Regions from separate parts of the Homo sapiens genome. Here region 2 is linked to region 1. A link is an interaction called in ENCODE POLR2A ChIA-PET data of the cell type or tissue named here. Cell type or tissue: PC-9. All regions are shown on one strand. Links, peaks and the distances in the headings refer to the core of each region. The heading gives the core; the rest is flanking DNA.

Evidence for each region. ChIA-PET counts read pairs that join two places held together with the same protein. Peaks named below come from ENCODE experiments on the same cell type or tissue, not always from the same donor. Only the 100,000 strongest peaks of a DNase experiment are listed, where the experiment ranks them.
Region 2: POLR2A ChIA-PET joins it to region 1 with 5 read pairs; 4 of 35 experiments call an interaction of 5 or more read pairs at or near these places.

The regions. Positions count from the first base shown.
Region 1 is chr11:48,057,739-48,070,160 of GRCh38, forward strand. The region is part of intron 1 of PTPRJ (protein tyrosine phosphatase receptor type J); the gene reads left to right. Among named protein-coding and RNA genes, the nearest start is that of MIR3161, 33 kb to the right of the region's middle. RefSeq lists an enhancer at 3,619-3,913. In PC-9, for the core only: no CTCF peak of the experiment used is centred there; DNase peaks (open chromatin) are centred at 5,103 and 5,973; H3K4me3 peaks cover 627 bases; H3K27ac peaks cover 2,500 bases.
Region 2 is chr11:47,913,133-47,925,554 of GRCh38, forward strand. No RefSeq gene overlaps it. Among named protein-coding and RNA genes, the nearest start is that of PTPRJ, 61 kb to the right of the region's middle. In PC-9, for the core only: no CTCF peak of the experiment used is centred there; a DNase peak (open chromatin) is centred at 6,159.

The DNA.
Region 1 (12,422 bases), core at 4,611-7,110:
AGAAGCATATTGATCACAATGACTATTAAAGAAAGCTCCCCAACACCCCAGCAAAACACCCACAAAACAAGAAACTACTTCTGCCAATGGTTCTAGCCAGTTTTCTTCACCACAGTTCATGACTGCTTCATCCTTTTAGGTGATCACACCCAAAACTTTTGGGTCTTCCTGCCTTTTTTTTTTTTTCTTTTGAGACCAAGTCTTGCTCTGTCACCCAGGCTGGAGTGCAATGGCACGATCTCGGCTCGCTGCAGCCTCCGCCTCCCGGGTTCAAGTGATTCTCCTGCCTCAGCCTCCCGAGTAGCTGGGATTACAGGCATGTGCCACCATGCCTGGCTAATTTTTGTATTTTTAGTAGAGATAGGCTTTCACCATGTTGACCAGGCTGGTCTTCAACTACTGGCCTCAAGTGACCCACCTGCCTCTGACTCCCAAAGTGCTAGGATTACAGGCATGAGCTACCACACCCAGCCTTTTTTTAAAACAAAACCAAAACCAAAAGAGACAGGGTCTCTGGTGTGCAGTGGTGTGATCATAGCTCACTGCACCTTGACCTCTTGGGCTCAAGCAATCCTCCTGCCTCCACCTCCTGAATAGCTGGGACTACAGATGTGTACCATCACACTCATCTAATTAAAACAATTTTTTTTTTGGTAGAGATGGGATCTCGCTATGTTGCCCAGGTTGGTCTTGAGAACTCCTGGCCTCAAGCGATCCTCCTGCCTTGGCCTGCTAAAGTGCTAGGATTACGGGTGTGAGCCACTTTACCCAGCCTTGGGTCTTCCTTGACTCCTGACTCTCAAACCTCATATTCAGTCCATCTGCCAGTCTGTGGGTTCAATCTTCAAAGCAAACCCAGAACCTTACTACTTCTCACCTCTCCCCAGCCACCGCTCTGGTCCAAGCCACCATCGTCTCTCACCTGGATTAGTGCGGGGCTCTCTTCCTGGTCTCCCCACTTCTGCCCTTGTCCCTCTTCAGTCTATTTCTATGAGGCCACCAGAATTATCTTTTTTAAAAACTGAAGTCAGATCATGTTGCTCCTCTGCTCAAAGCCCCGCAGTGATTCCCTGGCACGCCGAGGGGAAAAGGCAAGATCCTCCCAAAGGCCTGTACGATCTGCCCCCGGCAGCTCCCTGGCCTCTTCATTTTGTGCCTCCTCTGCCCCCTCTGCAGAGCCACACTGGCCCTGGTAGTTTCTAGAACACGTCACGTTCATGCCTGCCTCTGGGCTTTGCATGGGCCTTCTTCCCAGGCACAACGTGGGGCTCTCCCCACTTCTTCCACCCTACAGAGAGGCCGGCCCTGATCAGCTGTTTTATAATAGCTCCTCCCGATCAGTACTCCTGATCGCTCCCTACTGTGCTGTGCCTTTTTTTTTTTTTTTTTTTTTTTTTTGAGGCAGAGTCTCACTCTGTCCATTGCCCAGGCTGTAGAGCAATGGCGTGATCTCAGCTCACTGCAACCTCTGCCTCCCGGGTTCAAGCAATTCTCCTGCCTCAGCCTCCCGAGTAGCTAGAACACAGGTGCCCGCCACCACATCCGGCTAATTTTTTGTATTTTTAGTAGAGGTGGGGTTTCATCATGTTGGCCAGGCTGGTCTGGAACTCCTGACCTCAGGTGATCCACCTGCCTTGGCCTCCCAAAGTGCTGGGATTACAGGCGTGAGCCACTGCGCCTGGCTGCTCTGCTTTTTACCCATAGCTCTGGCTCTAATATATGACACTGCCCCTCCCTGAATTAGAATGGAGGCTACAGGGGGATGCTGGTCTGTTAGTTGACTGATGCATCTTCAGCACTTAAGACAGTGTCTGGCACAGAGTAGGAACAGAATATGGTCCTGTAACAAATACTGAAGGTTGTGCTCTGTGCACCTGGGATAGAGCAGGAGCAAGACACATCATTCCTGCCCTCACAGGGTTATGGTCTCCTAGGTGACAAGGTAGTGCACACTTCCATAGGTCTTACTCTGGGACAAGTACTGTGCCAAATGCTTCCTCCCAGCCGCCTGATGAGGTAGCTACTGTTAGTTATCAAGTCTGATTTACAGGTGAGGCAAAGAAAGGATAAGTAATTGACCCAAGGTCACACCTAGCAGGTGGTGAAGCTGAGCCATGGGTCTTGGCTTCAAGAATCTGTGCTCTTACCCACCATACCTGCTGCTGCCGGATTCAAACCCGAATTGCATTAAGGAATCATCATAACCTGTTTGATTGAAGCTATAAGGGAACTTTGAGCATGGTGAATGGGGCGCTCTATGGAAAAGGGGTTCTGGGAAGCCTCTGTGGAAGGGAGGTTTTGTTAAGTGAACTCCCCTGGTAAACGGAGTGATTGGCCCCCAATTAGCTTGCTGTTCGGATTAACTGTAATACATCACACTTTCGAAAGTGAAGATATGCCTATTTTTTCCCCTCTAGGTCTATAAAGTAGATTTTTGCCATTAGTAAAATTTAAAGTGATTGGGGGCTATGGTTACTGAGAATTCAAGAGGTAGATTGACGAAATAATATTTGAATGCAATTTTATTTTTTGAAAAATGTTTTCGAGATGTCCTGTTTTTAGCCAGGAAGCAAACTCCAGGAAAACTCTCTTTTCCATTAAAGTGTGGATGGTGTACTGTAAACAAAGACTAGCTCTCTTGAGCTGCCACGTTTCTATAACTTATAGAAACAGAAGCTGTTTTTTTTTTCTAAAGATCCAAACTCATGTTGCCACACAAACAACAAAATAAACCAGTGTGTTCCAAAAACAAGCATTTGCTCTACCCACACGCACAGTTGGAAAGATGCAGGTTTGATTGAAGAAGTCGGAAGCCAGTGAGGTAATGGCAGATTCTTTTAGGGGCTCCTGTTAATTTTAGTAAGCTTGGAAGAAGCTTCTAGGTTGTTTAGTGTTTCTATTAGAACCATCACCTCAACGAATTTGTTATTGTAGAGATTGATTAGGGGATCTGCTTCCTTTGAGCAGCCAGGATCCCCCAGCTCCAGCTTCTAGCCTGCTTTTCTTCCTCATCTCTACTCTTTCAGAATAATGCATGGCTTTCAAGTCCTGTGTGATAGGTGGCTTCTTAGCGGGCCTCTGAAGGGGCTGAGATTTGTTCCTGGGGCTGAGACTTTGTTCCTTTGAGGGTGCAGAGGCTGCTACCTGCTCAGGCTGCCCCCAAATTGCTCTTGTGTGCAGTGTGCTGCTTGGGGACCAGTCCTGGCTCTGCCACCATGGCGGACACTACTGGCTTCCTCTTAATCTCAATCTCTTCTTCTCCTTTCTTTCTTTTTTTTGGAGACGGAGTTTTGCTCTTGTTGCCCAGGCTGGAGTGCAATGGCGCTATCAATCGTTCAAGCGATTCTTCTGCCTCAGCCTCCCAAGTAGCTGGGATTACAGGCATGTACCACCACACCTGGCTAATTTTGTATTTTTAGTAGAGACAGGATTTCACTATGTTGGCCAGTCTGATCTCGAACTCCTGACCTCAGGTGATCCGCCTACCTCGGCCTCCCAAAATGCTGGGATTACAGGCATGAGCCACTGTGCCTGGCCCTCTTCTCCTTTCTAACACAAGCCTGCTTCTCAGTTTCACGCACACATAGGAGTGGCCACCTGACCCTGTGTTGGCAAATGATTGCAGGCTGTTGTCACCGGTGGGGCTCCTGGAAAAGCCCTCTATGGGGGATTGACTCTGGCATGACTGGGGTGTGGATGCTGTGCTCAGAGGTGCTGCAGTAATGGTTCTGCTGCTGCTGATAGTAACACAGGCAGTGCTGTGTCATGCACAGTAATCCTGTAAGGGAGATACTATCATGATCTCTGTTCGGTGGATGAGGAAACAGTCTGAGGAAAGGCACCTGACCTGTTCAGGCCACACACTAAGTACAGAGCTGGGATCCTGGCACCAGCATTTGCTCTCACCACCTCTCTGTTATGTACCTCTCACACAGGTGCGAGTCCCACCCCAGAGGGGCCTTGAGAGGCTGCAAGTGTCCTGGGTGGGCTGCCTGCTTCAGGAGGACTTATTATTGGGGAAAAATACCCCCCCTACTTATTACTAAGGGCCGAATGCTTTATGTTCACACAACAACTCCATGTTGTGTGACTTTGGACATGTTCCTTAACTTTCTTTATCTTGGTCTTCTCATCTCTGTAAAATTGGGATCATAATGGCACCAACTTATAGTTTTTTTTTTTTTTTTTTTTCTTTTGAGTCAGGATCTCACCCTGTTGCCCAGACTGGAGTGCAGTGGTGTGATCTTGGCTCAGCCCTTGGGCTCAAACGATCCCCCCACCTCAGCCTCCTGAGTAGCTAGGACTACAGACATACACCACCATGCCTGGCTAATTTTTTTTTTTTTTGGTGGGTTTTGCTATGTTTCCCAGGCTGGTTTCTAACTCCTGGACTCAAGTGATCTGCCTGCCTCGGCCTCACAAAGTGCTGGGACTACAGGCATGAACTACCATGCCCGGCCAAACTTCTAGGTTTCTTAAAAAAGTGCCTGGCAGGCCAGGCGCGGTGGCTCATGCCTGTAATCCCAGCACTTTGGGAGGCCGAGGCGGGCGGATCATGAGGTCAGGAGATCGAGACCATCCTGGCTAAAACGGTGAAACCCCGTCTCTACTAAAAATACAAATAATTAGCTGGGCGTAGTGGCGGGCGCCTGTAGTACCAGCTACTTGGGAGGCTGAGGCAGGAGAATGGCGTGAACCCAGGAGGCGGAGCTTGCAGTGAGCTGAGATCATGCCACTGCACTCCAGCCTGGGCGACAGAGCGAGACTCCATCTCAAAAAAAAAACCAAAAAAAACAGTGCTTGTTGTTCTTTTGTTGTTATTGTTAAAGGATCATTATCTCATTATCAACAACATTGGCAGGTAATTGAGCAACTGTTTGTCTCCTTGTCAATGTGGAGATAGAAAATTGCCTACGAGGTTGGACAAGGTGCTGGAGCAGCGTCAAGGAAGAGAGATCGAACAAGAAGACTGCTTTGCCCTTGGACAGCTTTGTTTCTGAAGCACTTTCTCATATTCTCCCATTTAATCATCCCCTCCCTGCCAACTTTTCCAACAGGTGCATACTTAGGTAGAGCTATTCTTTATCAGCCTGGGGCTAAGATTTGTTCCTGGGCAGGTTATCTTTGTCTCTGCCTGGATAGAGGCAGGGGCAGTAGAGTTGTCATGCATTCCAGACTACTAGCTATGCAGAAGCAGGAGCAAGGTAAGAGCAGATTTGTATGAATGAGGGTGTCAGGGAATATCTTAGATGTCCATTTAGTTGTTAAAAAAGAGAACTGATGCCTATATTTCAAAACCCAACTTTGATCTGGATGCAGTGGCTCATGCCTGTAATCCCAGCACTTTGGGAGGCCGAGGTGGGTGGATCACCTGAGGTCGGGAGTTTGAGACCAGCCTGGCCAATGTGGTGAAACCTTGTCTCTATTAAAAATATAAAAATTAGCTGGGCGTGGTGGCACACGTCTGTAATCCCAGCTACTTGGGAGGCTGAGGCAGGAGAATCGCTTGAATTTGGGAGGTGGAGGTTGCAGTGAGCTGAGATTGCACCAATGCACTCCAGGCTGGGCAACAGAGCAAGACTCCATCTCAAAAACAACAACAACAAGAACAACAAGAACAAAAGAAAAAACCCCTAACTTTGGAGAGGTTATCTCCTGAAAAGGAGGGTTTTGGTCTCTTTCTCGCACTGCTCTAAAATAGTGACTGGCACATAGTAGGTAGTCAGTAAATATTTGTTGAATGAATGAATGAATGAAAGGTAATTGGCCTTCCCTGCTCAGTTCTCATTAAAAATTCTGGTTTTCACATATATGGGCAGTGTCCCAACAGGCTGCTGGGGGGTGGCCGTTTGTGATGGCCTCACCAGTCTTTCCCAGAGAGGGAAGTGCACATTTTTAGGCTACTTTTGCTCTGACTGATACACTTGGCTGCCTAACAAAAAGCCAGAGAAGAACTAAGATTTTTAGCATCATTCAAAATGCTTGCCATTCCTTTTGCTTTGTGAAATCATGAGCTAGTTATTTTGAGTTCACATAAAGGTCAGAACTTGATCTGGGGAAGGAGGTTCCCCTTGGTTTATGTGAGGGGAACTTTTTCGCCCTTCTGTTTATTTTATCCAAAGGCTTCTGTTTTTCTCCCAAGCTAAAATCTGGCATTTGTTGTAGAAAGTTCTCAGCTTATGTGTGTGTGTGTGTGTGTGTGTGTGTTTTTAAAAAGAGCTCATATTTTGGCTTTAGTTTTGATTCTCAGTGATTTTTTTTTTCTGCCTGAGAGTTGATTTTCTGCTTCTTCAAAGTCCAGCTCTCAAGTGGGTGCCTAAAGTTGTTTCGTTTTAGAGGTGACTTAATCATTTTTTAGGCCTTTAAGTGCTGCTCCCAGCTTGTGTTTCCTTCTGTTTTTAGTTTTTATGTGGGGCAGGGTCTCCAAAGTACACGGGCTCTTTTCCCCACCCCTCTACCCTCATTTTAACTGTGCATCAAATGGGTCCTGTTTCTTCTTCATGTATAATTTTGTGAGTCAGGGAAGGTGGTGAAGGCCCTTGAACCCTGGCTTTGTCATGGCCCTTCCTTAAGGACCTGAAGGTCTCTTCTCCTAAGGGCTAGGTTGGTTCAGAAAGTGAGAAGGGCTGGACCTTTTGTGGGGAGAGGATACAGCAGGGTCCGAACAGCTGGGCTGACACCGGGCAGCAGCCCAGCAGCAGTCGGAGCTGCAGGGTCAGCTCACCATGGGCTGAACTTGGGCATTGCCTGTTTAGGCAGAGTCTGCCCGAGCCTTTCCTGCTCCCTGAGAATCCTCAGCATGTTTTCCTGCTGAGCAAGGAGTGAGGAATGAAGCCCACTACGAAGCCCGAGCTGCAAATGTATTTATTTATTTATTTATTTAGAGACAGAGTCTTACTCTGTCGCCCAGGCTAGAGTGCAGTGGTGAGATCTCAGTTCACTGCAACCACCGCCTCCTGGGTTCAAGCAATTCTCCTGCCTCAGCCTCCTGAGTAGCTGGGATTACAGGCGCCCACCACGGGCCCGAGAACTGAGTCTCGCCCATCTAATTTTTGTATTTTTAGTAGAGACAGGGTTTTGCCATGTTGGTCAGGATGGTCTCGAACTCCTGACCTCAGGTGATTCACCCACCTTGACCTTCCAAAGTGCTAGGATTACAGGCGTGAGCCACTGCGCCCGGCTCTGAGCTGCAAATTTAATAGGGAAACTGAAGGAAGAGGTTCTCCACAGCACCAGTGGGGCTGAGACCTGTTTTCCTCAACTACCTTTTTTTTTTTTTTTTTTTTTTTTTTTGAGACAGAGCTTCACTCTTGTTGCCCAGGCTGGAGTGCAATGGTGCGATCTCATCTTACTGCAACCTCTTCTTCCCAGGTTCAAACGATTCTCCTGCCTCAGCCTCCCGAGTAGCTGGGACTACAGGCATGCACCACCATGCCTGGCTAATTTTGTATTTTTAGTGGAAAAGCGGTTTCTCCATGTTGGTCAGGCTGGTCTCGAACTCCCGACCTCAGGTGATCTGCCTGCCTCTGCCTCCCAAAGTGATGGGATTACAGATGTGAGTCACTGCGCCTGGCCAACTGCTTTGGTTTCTGAGTCCTCCCTCCTCTAAGCCCGCTCAGTGTGTGTCATTCCTGGGAGGCGGTGGCTCTCCCAGGACCCCATGCCGAAATCTGCCTTCTTCTTGTCTTCATTCCCCCACCTGGGGTACCCCTCAGTGTTTTCCCATTACACAGATTCACGTTTACATGTTCTAGAAACATCTGTAAGTCTTTTTCCTGTTTGTAAATTGTATATCCTCTGTTAGATTAAAAAACTTTTAAAAGTAAGTGTCTTTCTCTGTGGTGACCTATTTGTGTGGCATAGTATAGGTTACAAAGCCCTTTTCATGCATTGTTTTACTTATAAGTAATGTTTATAGATGATACCGAGGTAGACCCTATGGGGTGCTTACTATGCCAGGTCTGTTCTAAGAATGTTATACACATTACCTTACTAACCCACCCCAACCATCCATTGTGTTATTGTCACCCCTGTTACAGGGTGGAGAGAAGAAGGCAGAGAGAAGTGGAATGACACTCCTGAGGCTAGGCATTTGCCAAGTGAGGTCTGGGATTTGAACCCAGGCAGCTGAACTTCAGAATCCTGGTGTTTAACCACTATACCATGCTGGCCTTCATGTTATTGAGCAGGATAAGGAATTGTCACTCTTGACTTGTTTTTGAAACATGAAAACCCTTCTCTTAAATTCAAAAGTAATACATAGCTGGGCACGGTGGTGTGCACCTGTAGTCCCAGCTACTTAGGAGGCTGGGGAAGAGGATAGTTTGAGTCCAGAAATTTGAGACTGCAGTGAGCTCTATAGTCATGCCACTGCACTCTAGCCTGGGTGGCAGAGTGAGACCCTGTCAAAACAAAGCAATAACAAAAAAAACCAAAGTAATGCGTATTGCAGCAAGTACTTAAATAATGTAGATGCATAAAAGCAAAAAGTGAGAATCCCCACTCCTCCTCCAGTGCTCTGAGATAGACTGAAGTAACTCTTCAGGGATGAGTGTAAACACAAGGGATGTCCTCGAAGACTTTCCACTTGGAAAGCTTGTGTATTTTATACATTAAGTATCATAAATATGTAGTTACCCTAATGGGTCCCCGCCATTGCTCTGCAGGCAGTGGGCTGAGGTTCAGGAGTTAAGTCAGCCCCAGGGCACAGGGTGGTGCAACAGAAGAGCCTGAGTCGAATCCAGATCTCCCCTCTCCACTGTGACTGTTTCCTGGGAAACTAGTCAGGGGCTGGTTTTATAGGAATTATCCAGTCGTATTATTATTATTATTATTATTATTATTATTATTATTATTATTATTATTGAGACTGAGTCTCGCTGTGTCGCCCAGGCTGGAGTGCGGTGGTGCCATCTTGGCTCACTGCAACCTCCGCCTCCCAGGTTCAAGCAATTCTCCTGCCTCAGCCTCCCAAGTAGCTAGGATTACAGGCTTGAGCCACTATGTCCAACTAATTTTTTTATTTGTAGTAGAGATGGTGTTTCACCATGTTGGCCAGGCTCATCTGGAACTCCTGACCTCAGGTGATCCGCCTGCCTCGGCCTCCCAAAGTGCTGGGATTACAGGCGTGAGCCACCGCCCCCAGCCTTCCAGTCGTATTCTTGACAAATGGTTTTCCATGAAGTTGTGGACACCTTCCAGGGTCACAATTAAATGGTTAAATGAGTCACGATTAAATAATGATTGTGGGTACCTCCCAGAGTTTCAATGAAAAAGGGAATTAACTTTGGACACAGACAGAATAATGCAAATCTTCAGTTTTGGTTTAGAAAATCTGAAACCTGCAGTGGGGAATACAGAAAAGAAGGAAGTAGAAGGAGTCTGTCCCCAACCCCGCCCCTTCCTTTTTTCTCTCCTCTGGAGAGAGAAGGGATTAGGAGGCCTCCTGGAAAGGAGTCCCTTTCCTGTGATCAAACTCACCCCTTCCCTCCACCAGAGCAATTACAGAGCCTCCGGCCTGGAACCTTCCTCACCGGCCTGGAGGAGACACCATTCTGCGGACAATGGGGGGAAGGAAAGGAAAGCAATGCCGCTGCCAATGGTGCGGATGACTTCCTCAATGCCAGACTTGCTTGCACTTTCAAAGTCCCTCCTCGGAGGTCCCCTGGTAGGACCTGGAGATAGGATGTGCTTTCACTCTTTACAGACTATTGTCCAGGAAAGAAAGTTTCAGACTTTCTTAGGCAGGGAAGGGCCCTCTGACTGTGAATTTATTTGGAAATTTGAAAGAGAAGAGAGTCTTATCCTAGGAAGTGTTCTTTTTCTTTCCCCCTGGATTTGACAGGCCAGGCAACAGCAATTATCCAAACCACTGCTCTGCACCAAGAGGCAAACCACAGGAAAAAGAAACCCGAACAAGCAAGGAGAATAGAAGTTCCCCAAAGCATGCCTTCTTGTTTTTCTCAGAGGACAGTCTTTTCATTCATGTTTTACAGATTGGTCCAACAAGTGCAGTTCTTCTAGTCTCCTATCTAGATAAGCAGGATATTAGAAGGAATAGGAGAGGCCTGCAAAAAGCTATGATAGGGTGGAAATAGGATAGGAGAAACTGAAAAAAGGGGAGGCGTGCGCTCCAACACCTCCATAGCCCTTGGGGACGGGCTTAGTTTCTAATGAGAATACAGAAGGCCCATGTCTCAATAGGCCCCGAAAAATATTAATCCAGCCCAATATGAACAGTCTGCTAATTATATGACTGGGCCTGCTTAGGAGATCAGGGCAATATTACATTCAGAGTACTCAGTTTAGGAAGATGACACAGTGTAATACATACAGATTTCCATCATTTCTTTTATTCCTCATTTGGAGAGGCAACAGGGCTGAGATAGACATGTTAGCGATGGCTAGATTGATTGATTTATTGACTGAATGAATGGCCTGCTTTAGGCAGCGGGAACACTGAATGAACATTTTAAAATCAGCTGGTATAGGTCAGGAACTGTGCAGGTTGCTGGGAATGGGTAGATGAAAAGACATTGCTATGGTTTGGCTGTGTCCCCACCTAAATTTCACCTTGAATTGTAATCCCCATGTTTCAAGGGTGGGACCAGGTGGAGATAATTGAATGGGGGGGTGGTTTCTCCCATACTATTCTGGTGGTAGTGAATAAGTCTCACGAGAGCTGATGGTTTTATAAATGGGAGTTCCCCTGCACAAGCCCTCTTGCCTGCCACCATGTAAGATGTGACTTTGCGCCTCCTTCCCCTTCCACCGTGATTGTGAGGCCTCGCCAGCCATGTGGAACTGTGAGTCAATTAAGCCTCTTTCCTTTATAAATTACCCAGTCTCAGGTATGTCTTCATTTGCAGCATGAGAACAGACTAATACAGACATGGACCTTGGCTGTAGGGAGTTTGCACTGTAGTGACGGCAAGAGCTCACGTGATCCATTTTAAGATAGAAGAGCGAGCTCAGGCAGAGGAACACAGAGCCAGGATGGTCCATGCACGGAATCTGGCCCTGCCCTTACTTTCTCCAGGAGCATGGGCTGGGTCCCTCTCCTCCCTAATCCTCACTTTGCTCATGTGTGAAATGTAGATCAAGTAAGTTCTACACTCAGAGGTCTCTTGTGAAGATTAAATGAGAAAAGGCATGGAAACTGCCTTTGCACACAGCCTGGTATATCCTGATGTCTGCTGATACTCTTATTTTTATGTTCCTTGACATTCCAAATCTGCCCCAGGGAGAATTCCAGGACAGCTCTGGAGAGGAAGTGATCTTTGAATCCAACCTTGAAATCACCCTAGGAGATGCAAAGAAGGTGACACCAGTTAAGAATAAGATGTGTACCCATTTTCAAATGTTCTTTTTTTTTTTTTTCAGATGGAGTCTCGCTCTGATGCCTAGGCTGGAGTGCAGTGGGGTGATCTCGGCTAATTGCAACCTCCGCCTCCCGGGATAAAGCGATTCTCCTGCCTCAGCCTCCCGAGTAGCTGGGATTACAGGCGCCTGCCACCATGCCCAGCTAATTTTTGTGTTTTTAGTAGAGATGGGATTTCACCATGTTGGCCAGACTGGTCTTGAACTCCTGACCTCAAGAATCCACCTGCCTTGGCCTCCCAAAGTGCTGAGATTACAGGCATGAGGCACTGCACCTGGCCCAAATCTTCTCAGTTCTAAATGGCTGTGATAAAAACTACATTGATAATTTTTTTTTTTTTTTTTTTTTGGAGATGGAGTCTCGCTCTGGTGCCCAGGCTGAAGTGCAATGGCGCAATCTTGGCTCACTGCAAGCTCCGCCTCCTGGGTTCACGCCATTCTCCTGCCTCAGCCTCCCGAGTAGATGGGGCTACAGGCGCCTGCCACCACCCCCGGCTAATTTTTTTTGTATTTTTAGTAGAGACGGGGTTTCACCATGTTAGCCAGGATGGTCTTGATCTCCTGACCTCGTGATCCGCCCACCTCAGCCTCCCAAAGTGCTGGGATTACAGGCCTCTGCGCCTGGCCTTGCATTGACAATTAATTTGTTTATGGAAAGCCAGTTATCCAATGATGGTGAACAAATGCAACTTGACTGTATAATACTTATTTTGGTTTTGGACCAAAGTCACCATTAAATATGCCAAGTTCTTGTTCAAGGAAACAGCTAATGTCGTGGACTTGCATCTCATTTGTAGTTGGTTCTCCCTGAAAAGTCAGTGGTGTGGGAGAAATGATACTTAGTCAAAATCATCAGTGAAAATCATTGCTTGGATCATCCCAAAATATAATGAACAAAAGTGATATTTATCTGCCACATTGAGAAACATTCACCATATCTCAATAAGCTCTCCTCAGCCAGTTGGTCCTTTTGTGGTTGAAAAAAGTGCCATATCTTTGGTTGGGCATCCAATAAAATATGGTATTTAGGGGCTACCTGTATG
Region 2 (12,422 bases), core at 5,217-7,716, 140 kb before region 1:
ATAAAGAATGCTAACAACCTACTTTTGAAAGGGGTGGCGCAAAACATATGTATCACTCTGTTGAGATTTTAACTTTTCCTCTAACTTGCTGTGTGACTCTGGGTAGGTCGCTTATGGTCTCTGAGCTCATTTTCTCAGCTGTAAAAAAGGGGGAGATAAAGCTTTCCCAGAGTTGTGGTCCTCACCTCATGATCTCACAGGAAAACTCCTTGCTAATTCCTAATAAATAAAAGGTAAATAATAAGTAGAAAAATGAATACATATATTTAAAAATTAGAAATAAAAGGTAAATATGTTTCAAACTTCCTTTCCTCTCTCCTTTCTTTTCTTCTTTCCTAAGTATGCTTTGCGTTTGCAGGCTGGCTTTCCACAGGTGGTTAGTGTTGTCACAGCTTGTTGATAGGTTTCACGTAGAAACCTATGGTTAAGTCACTCATCTGGGTTGGGCGCAGTGCTTCACACTTGTAATCCCAGCACTTTGGGAGGCGGAAGAGGTAAGCTGAGGAGTTCAAGACCAGTCTGGGCAACATGGCAAAACCTCATCTCTACAAAAAATACAAAAATCAGCCAGGCGTGGTGGCATGTGCCTGTGGTCCCAGCTACTTGAGAAGCTGAGGTGGGAGGATCACCTGAGCCTGTGAGGCAGAGGTTGCAGTGAGCCGAGATCGCACCACTGGGATTCAACCTGGGTGACAGAGTGAGACCGCATCTCAAAAAAAAAAAAAAAAAAGTCAGTCTTCCAGGTTCTATCTAGTACAATACCTAGGTTCTCTGATTCTAGGTTCGTCTGCATTACAGAACCAGGATGGCCTTTCTTGGTCCTGTATCTATGATGGGGGAATAAATAAAACACAGTATTTTATTATGGTGATTTGCTTAAGGAGCTAAAAAATACCCATGATTTATAGCAGTGGGGGGTAGGGCAGTGCTCCTAAGTGAGGGAACTGTGGGTGTGGCCAGTGATGACTGACAGGTCTAGAGCAGGGGGATGGTAGGGATGGCTAAAATGCAAGGGAAAGCAATGAGGGCCACAGAAGAAGCATATATGATGTACCATGGCAGGCAAGGGGGCACTATTGTGGATCTAGTGTGTCCTCAGCTCCTAACTTCCCCTCCACTACCACTTATGGAATGCTAAAGACATGTACCATTTCATGCAATTCTTGAAATAACCCTATGAGTAGGTAGAGTATTATGATGTTCATTTGACAGATGAGGAGACTGGAGCTTAGGTCACTTGTCCAAGGTCACAAAGACAATTTTGTGAGTGACAGAGCAAGGACTTGAACCCAGGTTTCATTGTCTCCAGAGCCCATGGTTTTTGTTTTGTTTTGTTTTGTTTTCGTTTGTTTGTTTGTTTGAGACGGAGTCTCACTCTGTTGCCCAGGCTGGAGTTCAGTGGCACAATCTTGGCTCAGTGCAACCTCTGCCTCTCAGGTTCAAGTGATTTTTTGGCCTCAGTCTCTGGAGTAGCTGGGATTACAGGTGCCCACCACCACGCCCGCCTAATTTTTGTCTTTTTAGTAGAGACGGGGTTTCATCATGTTGGCCAGGCTGGTCTCGAACTCCTGACCTCAAGTGATCCACCTGCCTTGGCCTCCCAAAGTGCTAGGATTACAGGCGTGAGCCACCATGCCAGGCCTGGAGCCCATGGTTTTAACTATTGTTCTGTACTGCCCACGCTGGAATTTCTGGGGAAGCCCTCTCTTATCTCTTCTTTTACAGGCACATGATTTATAGCAACCATCCGGAATAGGATGGAGTGAAAAAGGGGACTTGGGAACTATTGTCTCTCCAAGATTACTCAGTTCTTTGATTTCTCCCCTGGGAGCCACGCTGCCTGTCAGCTAGAAGGTACTGGAAGAAATTAGATTGCTCTAGGGTGTTCACTTGTACGCAATTTATTATTTCTAAAGATAAGGCCTAAAGAGACATCTACATTGCATTAGTTTTTTTTTTTCCCAATGAATGAAAGCGGAACGGCATCTGTTTAGTATTTGAGACATGCACCTGGCGCACTTTGATTAAAAGAGAAAAATAAATACTAAAACATAGTAATCCAAAGAATTACCCCCTTTGTGGCTGGCTTACCCACTGCTTTGAGTATGGGACTCAAAGGGGGTAATTTAAATTTGGGGCTGCCAGAAAAGGATGTCCTTGTTCTTTATTAATCAGGAAGACTAAAGATCTCCCTGGGAGAGGGCTTGGATTCTGGCTTATGGTCTAACCCTAGGTCCAGATCTGAAGCTTGGAAAAAGCGCTGAGAATCTGTTAGGGGGTGGGAAAGAAGGAGACATCATCTCATTCAACACCTTCCTCTAATTGTGAAATACACTAAAGCCCAGGGCACTGGATACCTGCCAATTCCCCCCCACTCCCCGTCACCCAACCTGCTCTCCACCCTTTCCATCCTGTCCTGTGTCCTGGGAGGGTGACCCGTATGGCCTGCATCAAGGAGTTCCCTTACCCTCTGGCTTCCGGTTTGGTGAGGCCAAAGGAAAGCACGCACCGGAGATCAAAGGGCAGGAGGAGAGCGAGATGTGAGTATTATTTCCTCAACCGCCTCCCTGCAAGGGCACCCTGGATGAGCTGCATCCCTCCTCTGAAGGCCACGGCCCTTGTCAGGTGGCCTTCTCCATGCAGCTGCCATCTCTGGTCCAAGGAATTGCTTCTCCCTCACTCTTTCAAGGCTGAGGGGGAGCAAGGGCTCCTTGTGGTTACTAGGTACTGCCCTGTCCATTTTGTGCATACATCTTTGTAAATAGCCCCATTATTACACACTAATCAAATTGCCCAATTTGAATGTGCCATCTGTTTCCTGCTGGGACCCTGATGAATATACCCAGAGGGGTTTAATGACTTGCCCAAGGTCTCAGAAGGATTTGATTATACACCAGTGTGTACTAATAAGAAGAAATAAAACTGACATAGTATTTTACAGTTAACAAGGCACTTTAATAACTATAATATCAGGATGCAGGAAAGGTATTAAGCTTTCCACTTAGAGATGAGGAAATTGAATCTTAGAGAAGAGTGGGATTAGCCACAGCTGGTGAGCATCAGCACCATCCTCAGACCCAGTTCCTGGGCTCTGCCTATCATGCTACAGCCCAACCTTCAGGGCAGATAGAATACTAATTCTAATCCCGTGGATAAGAATACTGATTCTTCATTAGTATGACTCCACACCTTGAGCACCAGGAAAACAAATATAGCCAGAGTTCCATCCTCCAGGCCCAGAGCTAATGACGCTACACACGCAATCCAACAACGCTGCGAGGCAAGTGGTATCATCCTCTTTTACAGATGAGGAAAGTAAGGTTCAGAAGGCGAAATATCTCACTGAAAGTCACACAGCTGGGAAGTAGCTGGACTGTGAACCCAGGCCAGCCGGCCTGCTCTTTCTCCTCCCCCACACTGCCTTGAGTGCAGAGATATGGATCTCTGAAGGCACTGCAGGCTGCAGGCCCGACACATCCGCTGTTCTTTCTCCCATCAAACCAGTCCCAACTTGGCTTTCAAACTAACTCTGGGACCTCGGCCCAGCTTTCCTGTTGGGCAGCCAAGGAGGCTTTTACAGATAAAACATGATAGAAAATGGAGCAGAGCTGATTAAGAGTAACAGATAACAAGGCAAGGCATGCAGGCCCTTTGTCTGAGAAAGCCTGAGAAAAATGCAGCTGGGTCAGGGCTGCCTCTGTTGCTACTACTAAGGAGATAGGGGTGCCAGAGGGTATTCTTCAGCTTTGACAAGCATCCCAATCTGCAAGGCTGAAGGGGCCATCTGTCTACCAACTTAGAGGTTAAAAAAAAAAAAAAGGAGTTATGGCTCACACTGTAATCCCAGCACTTTGGGAGGCCGAGGCGGGCGGATCACCTGAGGTCAGGAGTTCGAGATCAGCCTGGCCAACATGGTGAAACCACATCTCTACTAAAAATACAAAAATTAGCCGGGTGTGGTGGTGTGCGCCTGTAATCCCAGCTACCCAGGAGGCTGAGGTAGGAGAATCGCTTGAACCCGGGAGGCAGAGGTTGCAGTGAGCCGAGATCATGCCACTGCACTCCAGCCTGGGCAACAAAGCGAGACTCTGTCTCAAAAAAAAAGACCCTGGGCCATTTGCTATCATAACATAAAAGCAGTCAGGGGCCATTGTTGGCTGAGTACTGACCTGGGTCACCTACTCTCTGCATGGCTTTAAGGACTCACCTCCCCAGTTTGGGCCTTGGTTTCCTTGTCTGAGATATGGAGGAGATGGGTGAATCTTTGCTACTTCTCTTTGCAATCTGTACTTTATGAGTTTAGGAATCTTGAGAAGTTTGTGAGCCTTCCAAGACTTCCCCCTCCTCCCCTGTTAGCAGGATATTGGAGTTATATTGTCGAGGGGTTTACGTCACTCGATTCACATTTTCCTTTTTTTTGGGACAGAGTCTTTCTCTGTCACCCAGGATGCAGTGCAATGGCACGATCTTGGCTCACTGCAACCTTCGCCTCCTGGACTCAAGTGATTCCCATGCTTCAGCCTCCTAAGCAGCTAGGACTACAGGTGCAGGCCATCATGGCCAGCTAATTTTTTCTATTTTTAGTACAGGTGGAGTTTCACCATGTTGGGACAGGCTGGTCTTGAACTCCCGGCCTCAAGTGATCCGCTAGCCTTGGCCTCCCAAAGTGCTGGGATTACAGGCATGAGTCACTGCGCCTGGCTCAGATTCACATTTTCTTCCTTGTTTATTCACATTTGTGAACAGCTGGCCAAAATCAGGCGGTGGCTTGGAGTTGCAGAGGGGGCAGGATTGGACCCAGGACCTTGTCTGTAAAGCACTTCAGCCAGCCTCCAGTCCTTGAGTGGTGCTTTGCAATCTTGTGAAGCATTACATGTGAAAAGCCTATCCAGCCTGCTACCCGCCCCAGACCCTTTACTGGCCAGAGGAATGTGATGCTCCGATTGGCCAACCCTGAGTCACATGCCCACTCTTGGAGCGGAAAGTGAAGTGAACTCCAGGAAATGAATTTCTTTGAGGAGCAGAGCCTGAAAAGGGTGTGTAGCTGGTGCCCTGATAATAAGCCGGGGATGAAGACACCAGAACGAAGGGTAAATGGATGCCAGGTGGCAAAACCACACATGCCCACCCTTCTGGTTGCTAAGCAACATTTTGTTTTTCTGCTCTGGTTCCTCTTCTGTTCTGCAAAGCTCGCCTAGCACAAGGGCTGACCATTCTGGAGTTGGAAGAGGGCCAAACCCAGGGGCCTTGAGTGAAGTGTAAAGAGATCTGGGCTGGAGATTTGGGTTTTAGTCCTGATATTGCCACGTACTTTCTTCCCTCCCTGAGTCTCAGTTTTTTCTTCAGCTGTAAGACGAGGAGACTGAATAGAATCTCTGTGGGGTCCTTGCAATTTACTAGGCTGGGTTCTGGGCAATGTCACAGGCAGTGGGGGCCTCCTGTGCCTCTCATATTATATCTTAGAAGTGAAGGCAGCTTTCTCTGAACATGGGCAATCCCTGCCATGGAACGTGGCTTGCTAGAAAGTGCCTCAATCTTGGCATTAGATGATTTGTTTTGGTTTCTGATCTTAATTTTGTGTTTTTTTTTTTTTGTTTGTTTGTTTTTGAGACTGAGTCTCGCTCATCACCCAGGCTGGAGTGTGGTGGCACGATCTCGGCTCACTGCAACCTCCGCCTCCCGGGCTCAAGCAATTCTCCTGCCTCAGCCTCCTGAGTAGCTGAGACTACAGGCGCATACCACCATGCCCAGCTAAGTTTTGTTTTTAGTAGAGACGGGGTTTCACCATGTCGGCTACGCTGGTCTTGAACTCCTGACCTCAGATGATCCACCCACCTTGGCCTCCCAAAGTTATGGGATTACAGGTGTAAGCCACTGCACCCAGCCCCTGTCCTTAATTTCTGACTCCTCCTAATACCTGTGCAACCCAGGCAAATTACTTAACCTCTCTGAACCTTCTCATATAAAGTAGAGTTAAGGATAATCCCTCAAAAATTGTTGAGAGAATCAAATGAAACAATGGATGTGAAAGTGCTTTGTAAGCCCCAAAGTGCTGTGCAAATGGAGGGCCCATCCACCCAGGGTCCCTGTCTCCCAGGCCATTGTGGTTCTGGGACTTGGTGCTCCTGAGAAAAGGCTAGTGCCCACATTCAATGAGCATGAGTCATTCCACAGTGCATGTCTTTTAGTTGTATTTATTCTAAACCTTGTGTTTCTGCGTGTAAGTGCCACATCAGGGGGTGACCTGAAGCAACTGTGAGGATGGGTGAAAAACAAAGGTCACTGATTATTCCAAATTTTGCACAATCTATCCTGGAGTCTTGGTCTGGGGGCCCAGGACCCAGCAGCTGGCAGTGAGGGAGCAGGAAGCCAGGCCCTGCCCTTCTTTTCTGAGCATTCTGTCCCTCCGAGCAAGCCTTTGGACAGAAGCCTCCCTCTGACCTGTCTAGTGGGGCTGGGATAGCTGCATCCACTCTGATACCTCACAGTCATCTCAAATTAACATGTATGTTTTAGGAAGCTGGGGAGGGAGGATCACTTGAAGCTAGACGTTCAAGACCAGCCTGGGCAACAAAGTGAGACCCTGACTCCACTAAAAATTTAAAAATTAGCTAGGTGTGGTTGTGTGCACCTGTAGTCCAAGCTACTCAAGCAGCTGAGGTGGGAGGATTGCTTGAGCCCAGGAGTTTGAGACTGCAGTGAGCTATGATCACACCACTGTACTCCAGCCTAGGTGATAGAGTAAGATCCTATCTCTAAGAAAAAAAAATTAACACCTTCAAAATAGATCTCTTGATCTTGGTCCTCACCTCCAAGATCAGTTTTCACCCAGTTTTGTAAATGTCACCTACAGCCGTTCAGTCTCTCATGCCAGATACCTGTGACCCTGAACATCTCTCTCTTTTATCCTGCCACAATCCATCATTAAATCCTAACTATTGGCCAGGCGCGGTGGCTCACACCTGTAATCCCAGCACTTTGGGAGGCTGAGGCGGGCAGATCACAAGGTCAGGAGATCGAGACCATCCTGGCTAACACGGTGAAACCCTGTCTCTATAAAAATACAAAAAATTAGCTGGGCCTGGTGGCGGGTGCCTGTAGTCCCAGCTACTCCGGAGGCTGAGGCAGGAGAATGGCATGAACCAGGGAGGCGGAGGTTGCAGTGAGCCGAGATCGCGCCACTGCACTCCAGCTGGGGGATAGAGCGAGACTCCATCTCAAAAACAAAAAACAAACAAACAAAAAACCTAACTCTTCCCCCTCTAAAGCATACTTCAATTCCACTCATTTTTTCCCATTCCCATTACTACTACCCCTGTCTGAGACACTGCCATTTCTTACCTAACTAGTAACTTGTAGCTAGTTTTTCCATTTGGGGTCCTGTTCCATTCCTCCAAGAGGAAATCTGCGGTTGAAGACACTAGTAAGAAGGGTAAATGGATGCCAGGTGGCAAAACCACACTTCCCCACCCTTCTGGTTGCTAAGCAACATTTTGCCTTTCAGTTCTAGCTAGTCTTCTGTTCCTCAAAGCTCTTCTAGTACAAGGGCTGACCTTTCTGTAGTTGGAAGAGGGCCGAACCTAGGAGACATTGAGTGAAGTAGAAAGAGAGCTAGGATGGAGATTTGGGTTTTATTCTTGGTTTCCCAAATGTAAATCTGATGGCATTACAGTCCCTCTTACAAGTCTTCGAAGACTGATACATTTGGAATGACACCCAAGGTCCCCAGTGTGGCCTGCAGAACCCTGTATGGTCTGGCCCTGCCCACCTCTTCAGACCCCGCCTCCTCTTACTGCATACTCCCCATTTTTCATTTTTCCTGACACTCCAGCCACTGGCCTTTTTTTTTTTGAGATGGAGTCTCGCTCTGTCGCCCAGTCTGGAGTGCAGTGACGCGATCTCAGCTCACTGCAACCTCTGCCTCCTGGGTTCAAGCAATTCTTCTGCCTCAGCCTCCTGAGTAGCTGGGATTATAGGTGCATGCCACCATGCCAGGCTAATTTTTGTATTTTTAGCAGAGACAGGGTTTCATCATGTTGGCCAGGATGGTCTCGATGTCCTGACCTCGTGATCCATCTGCCTCGGCCTCCCAAAGTGCTGAGATTACAGGCATGAGCCACCACGCCCGGCCTGCCACTGGCCTTTGTCCATTTCATGAAGAGGCCACATTCCTGCACATGCCAACATCCCACAGTGCTTTCCGCTACTGGGTCTGCTCTTCCTCCTTTTTGCACATAGCTGCTTCTACTTATCTTTTAGATCTCAGCTGAAAAAGCTCAGGTTATCAGAGTCCTTCCCCAATCATACTAGCCAAGTAGTTCTCCTGCCCTTCCCCACCTCTGTCCAGGTACTCTCTTTTGGCAGTCTTTGTTTTCTTCATAACCCTTACCACAATTCATATTTATCATTGTGTTCATTTAGTTGCTTATTGCCTAGCTCCACTAAGTGCTCAATAAATATCTCTCTTTTTTTTTTTCTTTTTGGCTGGGTGTGGTGGCTCACACCTGTAATCCCAGCACTTTGGGAGGCTGAGGCAGGGGGATCACTTGAGGCCAGGAGAAGTCAGGAGTTTGAGACCAGCCTGGGTGACATAGCAAGACCTCATCTCTACTAAAGATATAGATATAGATATATATAGATATATATCTATATCTGTATATATATACACATACACACACACACACACACACACATATATATATATTTTTTTAGAGACAGGGTCTCACTCTATCACCCAGGCTGGAGTGCAGTGTTATAATCACAGCTTGCTGTAGCCTCGACCTCCTAGGCTCAAGTGATCCTCCTACCTCTGCCTCCTGAGTAGCTGGGACCCCAGGTGTGCACTACCATGCCTGGCTAATTTTTTTTTTTTTTTACACAGAGCCTTGCTCTGTCACCCAGGCTGGAGTGCAGTGGCACGGCCTTGGCTTACTGCAACCTCCACCTCCCAGGCTCAAGCAATTCTTCTGCCTCAGCCTCCCAAGTAGCTGGCACCTGCCACTGCCACTGCACCTGGCTAATTTTTGTATTTTTATTAGAGACAGGGTTTCACCATGTTGGCCAGGCTGGTCTCAAACTCCTGACCTCAGGTGATCTGCCTGCCTCGGCCTCCCAAAGTGCTGGGATTACAGATGTGAGCCACTGCGCCCGGCCTTTTTTTTTTGTAGAGATGGAGTCTGTAAATATTTATTGAATGACAGAGCAAACAACAAAAATTAAAGACTCTGCTTCTGTGTCTTCTTTGGAAGATTTTCCTCAAAGATGCTACACTGTGAACCACTAATTCTGAGCACCCCATGGGACCAGGAATAAAGAGAGATGCTGGCACAAGAAATGGTAACTGGCCTACCTCCCTTCTCTAGCCCTAAGAGTACCCACCCAGTGCTGAAGGGGCTTGTGATGCCTTCTCTCCCTTCTCTCTGCAGTGGGATAAAGTGCCTGGCTGTATATCAAGTTAGTAGGCTGGCCTATCTCCCTCTGTTGCCCAGGCTGCAGTGTAGTAGCATGATCTCTGCTCGCTGCAGTCTTGACCTCTCAGGTTCAAGTGATCCTCCTGCCTCAGCATCCCCAAGTAGCTGGGACTACAGGCATGCACCACCATGCCAGGTTAGGTTTTTTTTTTAAATTTTTTGTAGACATGAGGTTTCACCATGTTGCCCAGGCTGGTCTCAAACTCCTGGGCTCAAGCGATTCGCCTGCCATGGCCTCCCAAACTGCTAGGATTATAGGCGTGAGCTACTGAGCCCAGACTCCCTGTCTGCTCTGTTGACCCTGACCGTGGCCTTCCCTCCCACACATCCACAGGTGCAAGTGCCTGGATCCTCAAGCCCTTCTGAAATGGCTTTCAGGCTGGGTGCAGTGGCTTGTGCCTGTAATCATAGCTACTTCAGGAGGCTGAGGTGGGAGGATCACTTGAGCCCAGGAGTTTGAGGCTGTAGTGAGCCGTGATCATGCCACTGCACTCCAGCCTGGGCAAGAGAGAGAGAGAGAGAGAGAGAGAGAGAAAGAGACCTTGTCTCTAATAATAAATAAATGAATAAATAAATAAATAAATACATAAAATGGCTTTTAGGAAAGGATCCCATACATTTTGGCACACTGGTGAATAAGAACAGGCTGTATATGCCGGGTGCGGTGGCTCACGCCTGTACTCCCAGCACTTTGCGAGGCTGAGGCAGGTGGATCACTTGAGGTCAGGGGTTTGAGAGCAGCCTGGCCAACATGGTGAAACCCCATCTCTACTAAAAACACAAAAATTAGCCAGGTGTGGTGGACACCTGTGGTCCTAGCTACTCAGTAGGCTGAGGTGGGAGAATCCCTTGAACCCAGGAGGCAGAGTTTGCAATGAGTCGAGATCGCACCACTGTACTCCAGCCTGGGTGATAGGTCAAGACTCTGTCTCAAAAAAAAAAAAAAAAAAAGAAAAGAAAAGAAAAACAATGGACTCAATATGTTTCATAACAAACTAAAATAATAAGCTAGGATACTTGAGGTGACAAAGGAGTTTTGTGACACTTCCTACAGGACTGACTATGTAACTTACAGGGCCTGGAACAAAATGAAAATATAGATCCCGTGTTGGAAAATTATTAAAAATTTCAAGACAGTGTCAGCAGAGCATTCAGCCACGTGCAAGGGCACCTCTAAACTGAGATTGCACACCCATGACACTGGCCCTGCTTGCTGCCTTTGGAGGCAGGCCAGGAGACTCATTTAGATTTTCTGGGCTGGCCCTGCTCTCTCTGTGGACACTGCAACTTCCCAGAGATCCTTTTCCTGCCAGTTCAAGAATGATACTTGTTCCACACACAACTCTCTGCAGCCAGGATAGACCAGGCATACAAGAGGCTGCTGCCACTTCTTTTTTTTTTTTTTTTATTTGAGATGGAGTCTCGGTCACCCGGACTGGAGTACAGTGGCATGATCTGGGCTCACTGCAGCCTCCATCTCCTGGGTTCAAGCTATTCTCCTGCCTCAGCCTCCTGAGTAGCTGGGATTACAAGTACCTGCCACTATGCCCGGCTAATTTTTGTACTTTTAGTAGACATGGGGATTCACCATGTTGGCCAGGCTGGTCTTGAACTCCTGACCTCAGGTGATTCACCCGCCTCGGCCTCCCAACGTGCTGGGATTACAGGCATGAGCCACCGTGCCTGGCCTGCTACCACTTCTTGACCAAAAATTTCCCTCAGACTCAATGGTTTATAGCTGTCAGCTGACTCAGAGCAGAGCCGTTTATTTTCTTTTATCTAGAAGCTTAGGGAAGCAGGAAAGTTGTTTTTGTAAGACTCCCTAGAAGGTAAACATGATGACATTTTTTTCATTCTGTTTACAGGACATATTGGCATGAAGGGAATTTCTGTTGCCACCACATGCTGCTGTTTACCTGTCCTTCACACACCTCCAGCCAGCCAGTGGGACAGCTGCTGCAGTAGCCCAGTCTTCCAGAACTTGACCTTTTTTTAGGGGAGGGGAGCGGCGTGGAGAGGGAGAGTGTGGGCAGGCCCAGGCGGGTGACTCTGAATAAGAGTGGGAGGGGACAGTAGCTTGTTTCCTGAAAGCCACCAAAGGAAACTCTGAACTTCATTCACCAAATTTTTCAATCAATATATATTTATTTAAAAAAATTGTGACTAGAGGCTGGGTGCAGTGACTCACACCTGTAATCCCAGCACTTTGGGAGGCCGAGGCAGGTGGATCACGAGGTCAGGAGATCAAGACCATCCTGGCCAACATGGGGAAACCGCATTTCTACTAAAAAGACAAAAATTAGCTGGGTGTGGTGGCGTGCACCTGTAGTCCCAGCTACTCAAGAGGCTGAGGCAGGAGAAACGCTTGAACCCAGGAGACGGAGGTTGCAGTGAGCTGAAATCATGCCACTGCACTCCAGCCTGGGGCACAGAGTGAGACTCCGTCTCAAAAAAAAAATTGTGTATTTTTTAATCGATTTTATTTTTGAATAGGTACTGTATTGTTGTGGTTTAAAACTCAAAAGTTACAAAAAGGCTTATTGTGGAAAATCTATTTATTTATTTGAATTGACACATAATAATTGTACATATTTGTGGGGTACATAGTGATGTTTCGATATATACAGTGTAGGCCAGGAGCAGTGGCTCACGCCTGTAATCCCAGCATTTTGGGAAGCTGAGGCGGGAGGATCACTTGAGTCCAGGAGTTCGAGACCAGCCTGGGCAACATGGCGAAACCCTGTCTCTACAAAAAAATACAAAAAAATTAGCCAAGCATGGTGGTGTACACCTGTAGTCCCAGATACTTGGGAGGCTGAGGTGAGAAGATCACTTGAGCCCAGGAGGTCAAGGCTGCAGTGAGCTGTGACTGTGCCTATAGAAGAAAAAAAAAATAGCGTGTAATCTCAGCACTCTGGGAGGCCAAAGCAGGGGGATCACTTGAGGCCAAGA